Linked DNA regions of Mus musculus: region 1 is linked to region 2. A link is a contact called in ENCODE Hi-C or POLR2A ChIA-PET data. All regions are on one chromosome and are shown on one strand. The core of a region is the stretch at or near the end of the contact, and the rest is flanking DNA. Distances in the headings are between cores, read along the strand shown. Region 1 overlaps Gm32898 (a long non-coding RNA gene). Region 2 holds the start of Ndufa12 (NADH:ubiquinone oxidoreductase subunit A12).

Region 1 (5,138 bases), core at 904-3,403, 410 kb before region 2:
CTTAGGGTAATCATGGTCACAGAGATAGTTGAATGATGGTGGCCAGGGCGAGAGGGCAATGACAGACAGCTACTACTGAGTGGAGGTGGGGTTTTGGTTCTGCAGGATGGGAATGGGAGGTAGAGATGGTTGCCTAGCAACATGGATGTACAGAAAGCCACTGGACTCTACACCTTAAGATGGCCAGTTACTAAATCTTATGTTATAACACATAAGACAATTTGAAAGACAATGCTTGTGCTGGCCAAGATGCCCTTAAGGGCTTACACCATCATGGGCCCCAGTTTGTACCCCATGTTTCACACACACACACACACACACACACACACACACACACACACACACACACAGTAGTTTAACTACTTTCTAGCTTCTTCATGTGTTAGTGTCTTATGCAGCCAATTAGAAGATAAAATCTTCATGAATGTGGGAGCTGTGTCTTAAAGTTCTTCAGTGTTCTTCAGAAAAGTCACTCGGAGCAGGTCACAGACAGCTTTCCAAATATTAGCTCACACACATATCCATGCACACACACACATACACATAAACACACACATACATGTACTCACTAACCCATACTCAGTCACCAAATCCACATACAAGCACACACATTTGTGTACATGCACACATAGAGACAGGCACACACAGACACACATAGACATACACACAGACCTGCACAGACATACATACACACTGACACACATAGACACACACACACAATCACACATGCATGCTCACTAACCCATACTCACTCACATGCACATACAACCACACACATTTACATATATGCACATAGACATACACAGATACATACATACTCACGCTCACAAACCCACAGACACACGTGCAAACACACACAGATATACAAGCTTACACACACAGATACATACTTACACACAGACACACACTCACAGACACACAGATATATACATACAGACATACACACAAAGACACACACACACACACACACACACACCCCTATGTGTTAGAAAGGACCATGAAATCCTCAGAGTCTCAGCTCTGAGAGGAGATACCATGTAGTTTCAGGCAGGACACTGGAAACTCAGAGAATTCATCCTGGCAAGAATGAGGAGTCATGCTCAGAGAGCAGAGTGGGAAAGGGGCCCATGAGATGGGGTTTCACATTTGTCCAGGGTAATGAGCGGTGCTGAGCATGCTCACACAGAGAGTGTCAGGACTGGATTCGATCTCGAGATAAATCATTGAAAACTGGCACCCAAGAGCTGAGGGGAGGGCTCACAATAAAGTGCCTGCCAGGCGAGTGTGAACACTTGAGTTTCATCCCCAGCACCCACGTCAAATACATAAACAAACAAACAGCTCAGCAGGGCATGCTTGGTGAGTGGAGACAGGACTTCTCAGGGCTCTCTGGCCACATGATCCAGCTGAATTGGCAAAATCAAGGTTCACTGAGAGTCTGTCTCTAAAGAATAAGGTAGAGAGTATAGAAGGAGATAACCCAATATTGACTTCTGAACTCTACATACATGTATGTATACATGTGTGCATGTGTGGGTACTCATGCACAAGAGCATGTGTGCACACACACATGCATGCATGCACATATACACACTCATAAAAGAAAGGAAAAAAAAGAGAAAAGAAAAAGAAATCCTGGAAAGTGACAGGGGCTACTGATAAGACCCTGGAGAAGGCAGAAGGCCCTTTGCACAGCCCTACAGGGTTCCCATGCCTCTGTCTGGACACTGAGGAGCTTAGGATGAGAGCAGGAGCTGCTGTAGCCTTGGAGGGTTCAGGGAGGGATGGGATGCTGTGGCCCGTCAGAGCAGGTGGCCGGGAATCTGCTTCATTGTGGTGCGTACACACCCTGAGAATGGGGGCAAATCTTAGCTGCACCCAGTCAAGCTGACTGACCACAGGGCCAGCCTGGGTCCCTTGGCCCTTTCTCTAACCATTTCCAGGTTACCATCAGCCAATGGAGGCCTGGCTGAGGTCCCATCATCAAACCCACTGTGCTCTCTGGAGCCGCCTGGAGGAAATATCTAGAACTTCAGCTTGAACGATTCCAGACAAGGTACCAAGTACTCAGTAACCCATGGCAACCCCTAGAGGCTGCTAGAGCCTCAGCAATGAGGAGCTGTATCCCAAGGAACCTGCCAGTTCCCCTGAGATGGCCCAAGCTTGGTGATCTTAGGATGACCTTCAACAGTCTACATGCCACGGGAGGCTCGTGACAACAGTGTCAGAAGGGGACAGTGTCTACCCCTCTCACACTTCCCATGGTGAGAGCCATGGTAGAAGGAATGGTACGAACAAAGGCGTAACTTCTCCAGTAGCCAACGGCTGTGGAGATCCCTCCATGTGCTTACGTAGTATACCCAGTTTTTAGCATGGAGTCCCTAAACTGCAAGTTCAGAAGTCACTAACCAGCTGTGATGGGTAAAGTCTCTTCAGGCCTGGACAATACTATCAGTAGGTCTCCCTTGGGGCAGCTTGGGTAAAGGTAGAGGGAAGAATGTCTTTTGGTTACCTCGTGGTTATTAATCTGGGAGATTCTGGGTGGTTGGTTCCAGGGTTTTGTACTTGATGATAGCGGCTCAATTCTTTTTTCTAAACCTTGATCATTGGTAAAGACACCAGGATCCTATAGGGCTGCCACCAGTTGGACTCAAATCAGTCTATACTTCTTAACATAGGTGGGGCACTTTCAAAGGACCCTGTCACTTACATGAACCTCCAGGACCTCTAGCCTCTTCCTTGTCTAAACCTTGGCTTTCTGCCTCCTTTGTAAGTGGCTAGCAGTCAGACACTGGAAACAGACAGCTTTAGCCAAGCCCTTGTGAGCTTCTTAGCTCCATTATCATACCTACACCCTGGACTTTGAACCTCAGCAAGTGGAGTTCATCATGTTTCTTAGGAGATAGGGCAACCAATTAAGGGTTCCACGGGTCTTGAGTAGGGCTCCTAGTGGGTCTCTGAAGGTAGGGATGGGTGGAATGGAGGCCATAAGACACCAGTTAACTAACTGACTCTGGATGCCAAAGTTTTTAAGTTCAGACTCCATTTTAGAGAGCCTGGCCTAAGTTTGAACTCCACTGGTCTCCAAGTTGCCCCCGCAACAAAACCTGGGCCTAGCTTCAGTCTCTAGGCTAATCCCCAACAAGACCAGCGTTTCCAGGTTACACTTTCAACAAGACCAGTATCTCCAGGTTGTTCCCTCAACAAACCTGCATGCCCAGGTTACAAGTCCACTCCTTGCCTAACGATCACCAATGCAGAGGGGAACAGAAGTTAAGTTTATGATATGACTCCCAGCACCAGCCAATTATGTTAAAGGCCACAGGAGCTTTCCAATTTGATGCTTGCACACATCTTCCCTGCTTGTGTTTACTATAAAGCCTTGCCCCGATAGACATTTGGGGCTTCCCCACCACCAGAACTGCCATGCGTGTCGGTAGTGAGCTGAGGGGCCTGAGCTAGCTTGAATAGAGTAAAGACCCTGCTGTAAGTTGCATCCAATCATCTCCTGTCTGTTTTTTGGGGGGGATTACTAATATTTCCCTGGCACAACACCTCCAGGAGAGAAAGAAGGACCCTCGTCCCCGAGCCTCATGCATGGTCTTTATATTTTACTTGTGAGCTAGCATTTAACCATCTATTCTCTGAGTCCTGCTTACATTCTAACTCTCACTCTCAGGGTCAAAGCAGTGCGTACTGGGGAAACTGGACATCTGTTCCCCTTATCCACCCCACAGAGCCCTTCCTCCCTCATCGTTACTCAAAACAAGCAACGAAGCTACAGGGACCTGTGAGAGAAAGGTATTTTTGACTTGGAGGTGTTTGGGGGTGACCATTCTAAAATTCCTCCCGAAAAATTATTGGAAGCACCGATTTATATCACAAAACAAAGATGTTGGGGATGTAGCTTAGTGGTAAGAACTTGCTTAATATGCCCCAGTATAATAATAATAATAATAGCAGTCATAATGATGATGATAATAACAATAACAGTAATAATCCAAAAAAGATAAATGAAGATGGATCTTGTTCAAACAGATGGGCATAATATCAGTTGAACATGTCATAGGGAACAAAAACAAAAATGCTAAATAATTAATAATTTGTCTTTCCCACTAAAATATGTCCCTTGCACTAAAATAGCTGCCTTGAGGTTGACACATCAACATGTCATAGATTTGTTCCGACTGTTTTCTCCTTCATCCCTTCGGTAGCAGATGTTTTGTGATGCAATTAGCCAGGGCTTATGTAGGACAGACATTTCTGTGACCTCATCATGGCACTGGCAGGTGATTGGCAGCACTGATTCAGCTGCTCTATGGGGCTGATAGGCAAGTGGCTTCTGTCGGTCTTCCCACTGCCATCCCCAGAACATGGGTTTTATTATTTTAGCCGTGACAGCTGTTATCTTTCGGTGGCAACGTGGCTAGCATGGTGGCAGGCATTATACTCACACAGGAAGAGGACCAGAACAGACAGGCACTGGTTTGGAACCACTCAAGAGAGAGTGGAAACAGGGCAAACATAGTGTGGCCAAGATGGCGAGTGGCAGTTCTGAGATGTAATTGGGAGGTAGTACTGACTGGGTCTGAGGTGGGCAATGGTGAGGGCTCCAGCTTCCAGTCTGGATAGGTGGAGGTATACGAAAACACCAGAGGTAAGGGGAAAGACTTTGATGTTTTCAGCCTAAGGCTATGCATGGCAGAGATGTTATACAGAAATTAGAAGTATGGAGTTGAGTAACTGCACACCACTTTAATCCCCAAATTCAGTAAGCAGAGGCAGGGGCATCTCTGTGAGTTCCAGGCTGGGAACCAGTCAGCCTGGTCTACACATTGAGTTCCAGGATAGCCGGGGCTACATTGACCCTGGAGAAAAGAGATGAGTGCTAATGATGAATTTATGTTTGGGTATCTGTCACACAGGCTGCTGCCGAATGCAAGGAGAGCTGGTGTAGAAAGCATATGCGGGGGTGGGGGCGGGGGTAGGGTGGGGGCTGGAGGGGCAGCTCACTTTGAAAAGGACGCTTCATGCAAGCAGGAGGACCTGAGTTTGGATCCCCAGAACCCACCCAGAAGCTGGACATGGCATCACACTTCTGTGACCCCAATGCAGGGACAGAGAGCCCTGGAGCCCAG
Region 2 (5,500 bases), core at 453-2,952:
TTTCTGAGTTCGAGGCCAGCCTGGTCTACAGAGTGAGTTCCAGGACAGCCAGGGCTACACAGAGAAACCCTGTCTCAAAAAAAAAAAAAAAAAAAAAAAAAAAAAAAAAAAAAAAAAGAAAATGTTACAGAATAAGATGCAAACGTCTGGGGCACCAACTTGCAGCCACATAAGTCTGGCTTACACACCTCTACAGAATAGTATGAGGTGATAGATGGCTTGGCTTCTTCACCTGAAAGATGAGGTCTGGGGTCGTTGAAGGGTGTACTTCAGGTCACTATGTATGGTGGCAGGTGCCCAAACTGGCTGAGCCATCCCCTCTGCCCACGTTTTAAATTTCCTATTGAGTTTTCCGTTCCAAGTCACTTAGTATCTGTTCATGCATGATGTCAAAACTAGACTCTGAATCCTAACCCCATCCATTTATACACACACACACACACACACACACACACACACACACACACACACACACACAAAATCTATAAATACTGGGCTGGAGAGATGGCTCAGCGGTTAAGAGCACCGACTGCTCTTCCAGAGGTCCTGAGTTCAAACCCCAGCAACCACATGGTGGCTCACAACCATTTGTAACAAGATCTGACACCCTCTTCAGGGGTGTCTGAAGACAGCTACAGTGTACTTACATATAATAATAAAATAAATCTTAAAAAAATAAAAGAAAAAGAAAATACTGCACTCACCAAAAAATTGCTTGTTGTCTTCGTAGTATTTATTTCCATATTTGTCTTCTCCCACCAGTGTACCAATCCTTATATCATTTGCCCTTTAAGAAGTACACAGAGGAAAAAAAAGGCATCTCAGAATGATTCACACTGTTCAAGACAAACCCAGAAACAGACCGTACCACCGACTGTTTCTGCATCGACACAAGAACGAGATGCTACGGGGGATGCTCGCTGCTTGTACACCTCTAGCCTTCAGCCGAAGGCTCTTGCCACTCAACGCTCACGAATTAACTTTCTGGCAAAGAGCTCTGGAGTCTCCTGTGTTGTCCCAGCAGCATGCAGACAGGTGTGTGTGTGTGGGGGGGGTAATCAACCAAACAACTGATGTGCTTAGATTGCATATAAAACACTACTTTCCAGCTACGGTCCACGTATGTAGATACGTGCACCCTGAGACACTAAGTTAGCAAAACCTTCAGGCAGTCAAAGTACTTCATCATCTTCGTATTACGAGTGTCCCCTGGATTATTCACTGGTCCTCCGGATTTGCTGCGATTTATGGGGCTAATCGGGACTAGCATGATCGCCACCTTCAACTTCTTACTGTACACAGTGCAGAGGAAAACTTGCCCAAGGTCACCGTGAGGGGTAGAGGGGTTGCTATGCTAAGCCTCATTACACCCCAGGACTCGAGCCCGGAGCATCCCGGCTACCCTAGCACCTGCGTCACAGCTCCGCCACTAGGGGCTGAGTAGGGCCCAGAGACGTCTCAGTCCAAGGAACTCAACTCTTGGGACTGAACTTGTCCTTGACCGGATCCCTGGACCTCCAAAGTGATCTAATCTGAGCTCCTTTCCAGGAAAGCAGCCAGCGGAGGTGCGTCCCCAGAGACCCAGGGTCTAGCCCTGGCCTCCTACCTGAAGAAAACCCGTAGGAGGCCCCGCAGGCCGCCGTGGCCGGTGACCTGCTGCACGCCGCGCTTCAGGACCTCCACCAGCTCCATTCTCATCTGCATGGTCCGCCCCTTCCGTGTTCGGGTAAAACCCGCCGGGCGGAAGACGAGATACTCAAGGCGCCACCGTTTGGAGGTTCCTGCTCGTCAACCGGCCGCGGAGGTCGTTCTACGCAGGCGCAGAGCTGGAGGTCGCGCAGGGAGGATTATCTGGGGTTTTACAGTACAGGTTGGTGTCTTCCTAAAGGTGAAATTAATGTTTTCGGAGGCTGTACCCAGAAAGCGACCCTGCGGGGAGAAGTACGCCAAGCAAAGCTTTCCCAGATGGGAGTTTCTCCTGTCGAAATAAGTTTCTTCCTCCAGACAACGATGACGCACATTCCAAAAATTCCTTATAGCACTAGAAGCTAAGAAATGCATTACTGACCCCACAGCGGTATTGTACATTTAATACAGAGTGCGTATGATTTTGAATTCATTAAGCGTCGGTATGCTGGTAGATGAGTGATGAAGAATTGCAAAGAATAAGATTAAGTAAAATACCTGAAGGATTTGTTATTTTATTGTTGCAAGGTGTAAGCACAGACACTAGGTAGACTTCATCACAGAGTTAGTGCTTTACAAAATAATAAAATAAATAAACAATACTGGCAAACCCCTAGCCATAAAAAAGAAAAAGAAAAGAAAAGAAAGAAGAAACTAGGATTAATAAAATTAAAGATTAAAAATAGTTAAGTGTCAAGTCGACAAGGCTGGCCAGATTGCGAACCTCGGGAATACACCTGCCTCCACATCCCTGGAACTGAGTCTACAAAGGTGCCACCATACCCGAATTTTCTACATGGGCTCTGAGCTGTAACTTCTTTTCTCACGCTTGCAAGGTAGGCTAAGATCAAACCCAGGTCCTTGGCAAGAGCAGCTAATATTCTTAATTTCATTTTAAAAATATTTTGCGTTATTTGCATATTGTTTCCAAGCCCTGTGTGTCTTTACATATTCCTCACAATATGTATGTTTTTTGATGACTAGAATGCAGGGGAGTCACAGGAGACTTCTGATAGCAGGATAGAAGGCAAATTGGCCTCCAGCTCTTTCCCTTAGAACACAGCCAGTAGGCAGTAAGGAGCAGAACAGAGAGACTCTGGCCATGCCCAGATTCTGTCCCACTGCAAGTCCCAGCTAACAGCCACTAATACTCAGTGACTACAGAGATTTAAACCCATGATTTCTGCCAGACCCCTGTTCTGACTGAATGGAGATAGGTTGTCCCTGACCACCTCTGTCTGTATTATACATTCATGTGAAAATGCACACTTCTAACTGGTAGGTTTGGGGTGGCTAACCGCAAAACCTTGATGCTTGACATACTGCCAATAGTTTTGAAGCCCCTTCTATATCCTTCCCCGTTTGCACCTTCCTCCTCCCTTCCCAACTATTACCTAGACTTGATGCTCTTGCTTCTTGACTACATTTTATATGTATATGTACATGTAAATGTACTGTTACACAGATGTAACAGTAAACTAGTTAAATCATATTCTCTATGCTTTATGTACTTATTCAAATCGATGCAGGTTTTCTTTGTTTATATAATCTTAAACTCCATGTGTGTGTGGGGAGCACAAAGGAAAGAGACTGAACTCAGATAGCTGCATTTCCACAGAAAGTGCTCTGACCCTCTAAGCCATCTTGCCATTATTTTTGTTCTTAAAATGCTTATATGATTTTTCTCCCTTCTACTGCTGGAGACTGAACCTAGGGCCTTGTAAATGCTAACCTAAGCACAAGCTCTCCCACTGGGATGCCCTATGACGCAGAGGGCATCCAATCACCAAATAAATAGGTCATTGAAATAAAATACATTGACAGGATACAGAAATTTGTAATGCAAGTCACATTTTAATACAGTTTTAAAAAGACTTCCCAATGTAACTACAAATTTCATCAGGAAAAATATCTCAAAGAAATAACCATTAGGACACTTTTTTTTTTTTGGTGAATCCTTGGCTTATTATCTTGAGATGATAAAGGTATCAAAGGAGCCAACATTTTGACACTGTGATATGACATCGTCATCTACAGATGTGCTGGGATGCAGGTTACACATGCCCTACTGAGACTTTCTGCGTGAGCATTTTATGCTCTATGCACTATTCCCTGGCAGCTTCTTATAAATAGAACTGTTGACAGGATGAAACAGGAAATAAAGCCCTCCTAGTAAGTTGGTAACATTTGCAAGACTACACTTTTAAACTTTTTGTTACTACTGTTAGTAGTAAAATCCACCACCCCCCATAGAAAAATTCAGCAAAACTTTTTATTAATAATAAAGAATGTAATCTAACTGCAATAAAATCTCTGTGTTTGAAAAATAAATACCAGCGTGTGGTGCATGTCTATAATCCCAGCAACGGGGAGTGGGAGGCAGGAAGATAACGGCAAACTTGAGTTCAGCTTGGGCTGGGTAGCAAGATCCTGTCTCAAGAAAACAAAACAGAGATGTGGAAAAGAAGGACGGAGAGAGGGAGAGGGAGAAAGAAGAAAGGGAAGAGGAGAGATGGGGGGAGAAGATCAACAAATAGATGAACAGATTTACTAAAGGAATCCATTATAAAATCAGTACAAAGAGCGACTGATGCCTGTCATATTGGTGTGGAAGACTGAGGAGTCTAAAATGCTTTGGTTGTAGCAAATAATGAAACTTGAGGTTGTTAGAGCAGCCTTCCTCGGCTCTGCAGGGAAAAGAATCAGTGCAGAGTCTTTTGCCTTTATGAATTATCAATTGCTTGAATTATTTAACTCACCTTGGAACCATATTGGCTTTGATAATTGCATTACTTAGCAAACTGGGTGAGTTTTTTTAAAAAGGACCCAATAAAAACGGCTAAAGGCCAGGGCAGGGTGAAAAAGCTGAACCCCCGTCTGAGAAGAGGATAGATGCTTTCTGTGGAATGAAAAAAGCAACTACTTTAGTATCCATTCTAAAATACTAATACATCCTGGGGGCAGTCTGTACTATGTTTAAAACACAGTAAACCCCCAAATTTAAAACAGGATCCCCATCTTATTCTCAAGACTAATTTTCTACCGCAATGAATAAAAGTGCTTATAACTAATAATCTACTACACTATGAAAGAAAATACAAATGGCTTGTGTCTCATTGCCAGCAACGAGAGTGTTATATGCTTGATGTTTATAAAAGCATATACATATATATATATATATGTATATATATATTCATTTCTTACTTCCTATAGCTCTGATATTATCATTATATAAGTGAGCATAAGATAACCTTTGACCTGGTAACTAAAATGATTATGGATAAGTAAGATGTAAGAAGTCCCTGCTTAGGTGTTTAATTATTAATGTTCTGGCTCAATGGAATTAAACAGGAAGAGAACGCAATTCAGGGGGGAAAAGACTAGTTTATTTGTTTTATAAAATAGAATGAGAAAGCTTAGTGTAGATGGTCAGGAGGAGACAGTCTTAGGTGTCATCCTCACCAAGAGCAGCCCAGTACCTTTTTAAATCATCCCTAGAGGACAGACAGGGTAGTATATTTCCTGACCCCTGCCTGGTCGCTTGATTTCTTCTTAAGGAATCCAAAAGAAAAATACTTTCAATTTTGGTTACTCTTACAGTTACTATTCGCAGACTCCCTGGAAGCAACAGCTCCATTTGGTTTCTTGTGTCCCGAGAAGGAACAGTAAACTTAGTTCATAGCGGGGTGACCTCAGCTCTCAAAGGCTGTGACCAATTATTTGAGAGTTGTAATCTGCAGGCTCCATTTTTAAAATGTGTGGGATAACACTGTCGATCCGTACGTTGCCAATGAGACCTTTGAAGAACAACTCC

Evidence for each region. Hi-C counts contacts between places; a loop is a spot of excess contacts on that map. ChIA-PET counts read pairs that join two places held with the same protein, here RNA polymerase II (POLR2A).
Region 1: a map of gastrocnemius shows a loop between it and region 2 (2.4-fold over the local background). The contact joins the enhancer-like site here to the promoter of Ndufa12 in region 2. A Hi-C loop is called at or near these places in 11 of 37 maps with a recorded cell type or tissue (gastrocnemius, heart and left cerebral cortex). POLR2A ChIA-PET finds 5 or more read pairs at or near these places in 1 of 5 experiments (Patski).

Annotation. Positions count from the first base shown.
Region 1 is chr10:94,606,351-94,611,488 of GRCm38, reverse strand. Gm32898 (a long non-coding RNA gene) reads left to right here. Exons shown (of 5, transcript XR_001779842.1): 4 at 1-3,801. Among named protein-coding and RNA genes, the nearest start is that of Gm32898, 15 kb to the left of the region's middle. Within about 2 kb of position 2,153, at least 1 of the 3 ENCODE cell types and tissues checked has a DNase peak (open chromatin) inside an H3K27ac peak, as active enhancers do; it is heart, where a contact is called at or near this core.
Region 2 is chr10:94,195,237-94,200,736 of GRCm38, reverse strand. It overlaps Ndufa12 (NADH:ubiquinone oxidoreductase subunit A12), which reads right to left and starts at 1,702. Exons shown (of 4, transcript NM_025551.4): 1 at 1,607-1,702; 2 at 705-787. The coding sequence starts at 1,692. Nr2c1 (nuclear receptor subfamily 2, group C, member 1) reads right to left here. Exons shown (of 14, transcript NM_011629.3): 14 at 3,523-5,500. The coding sequence ends at 5,386.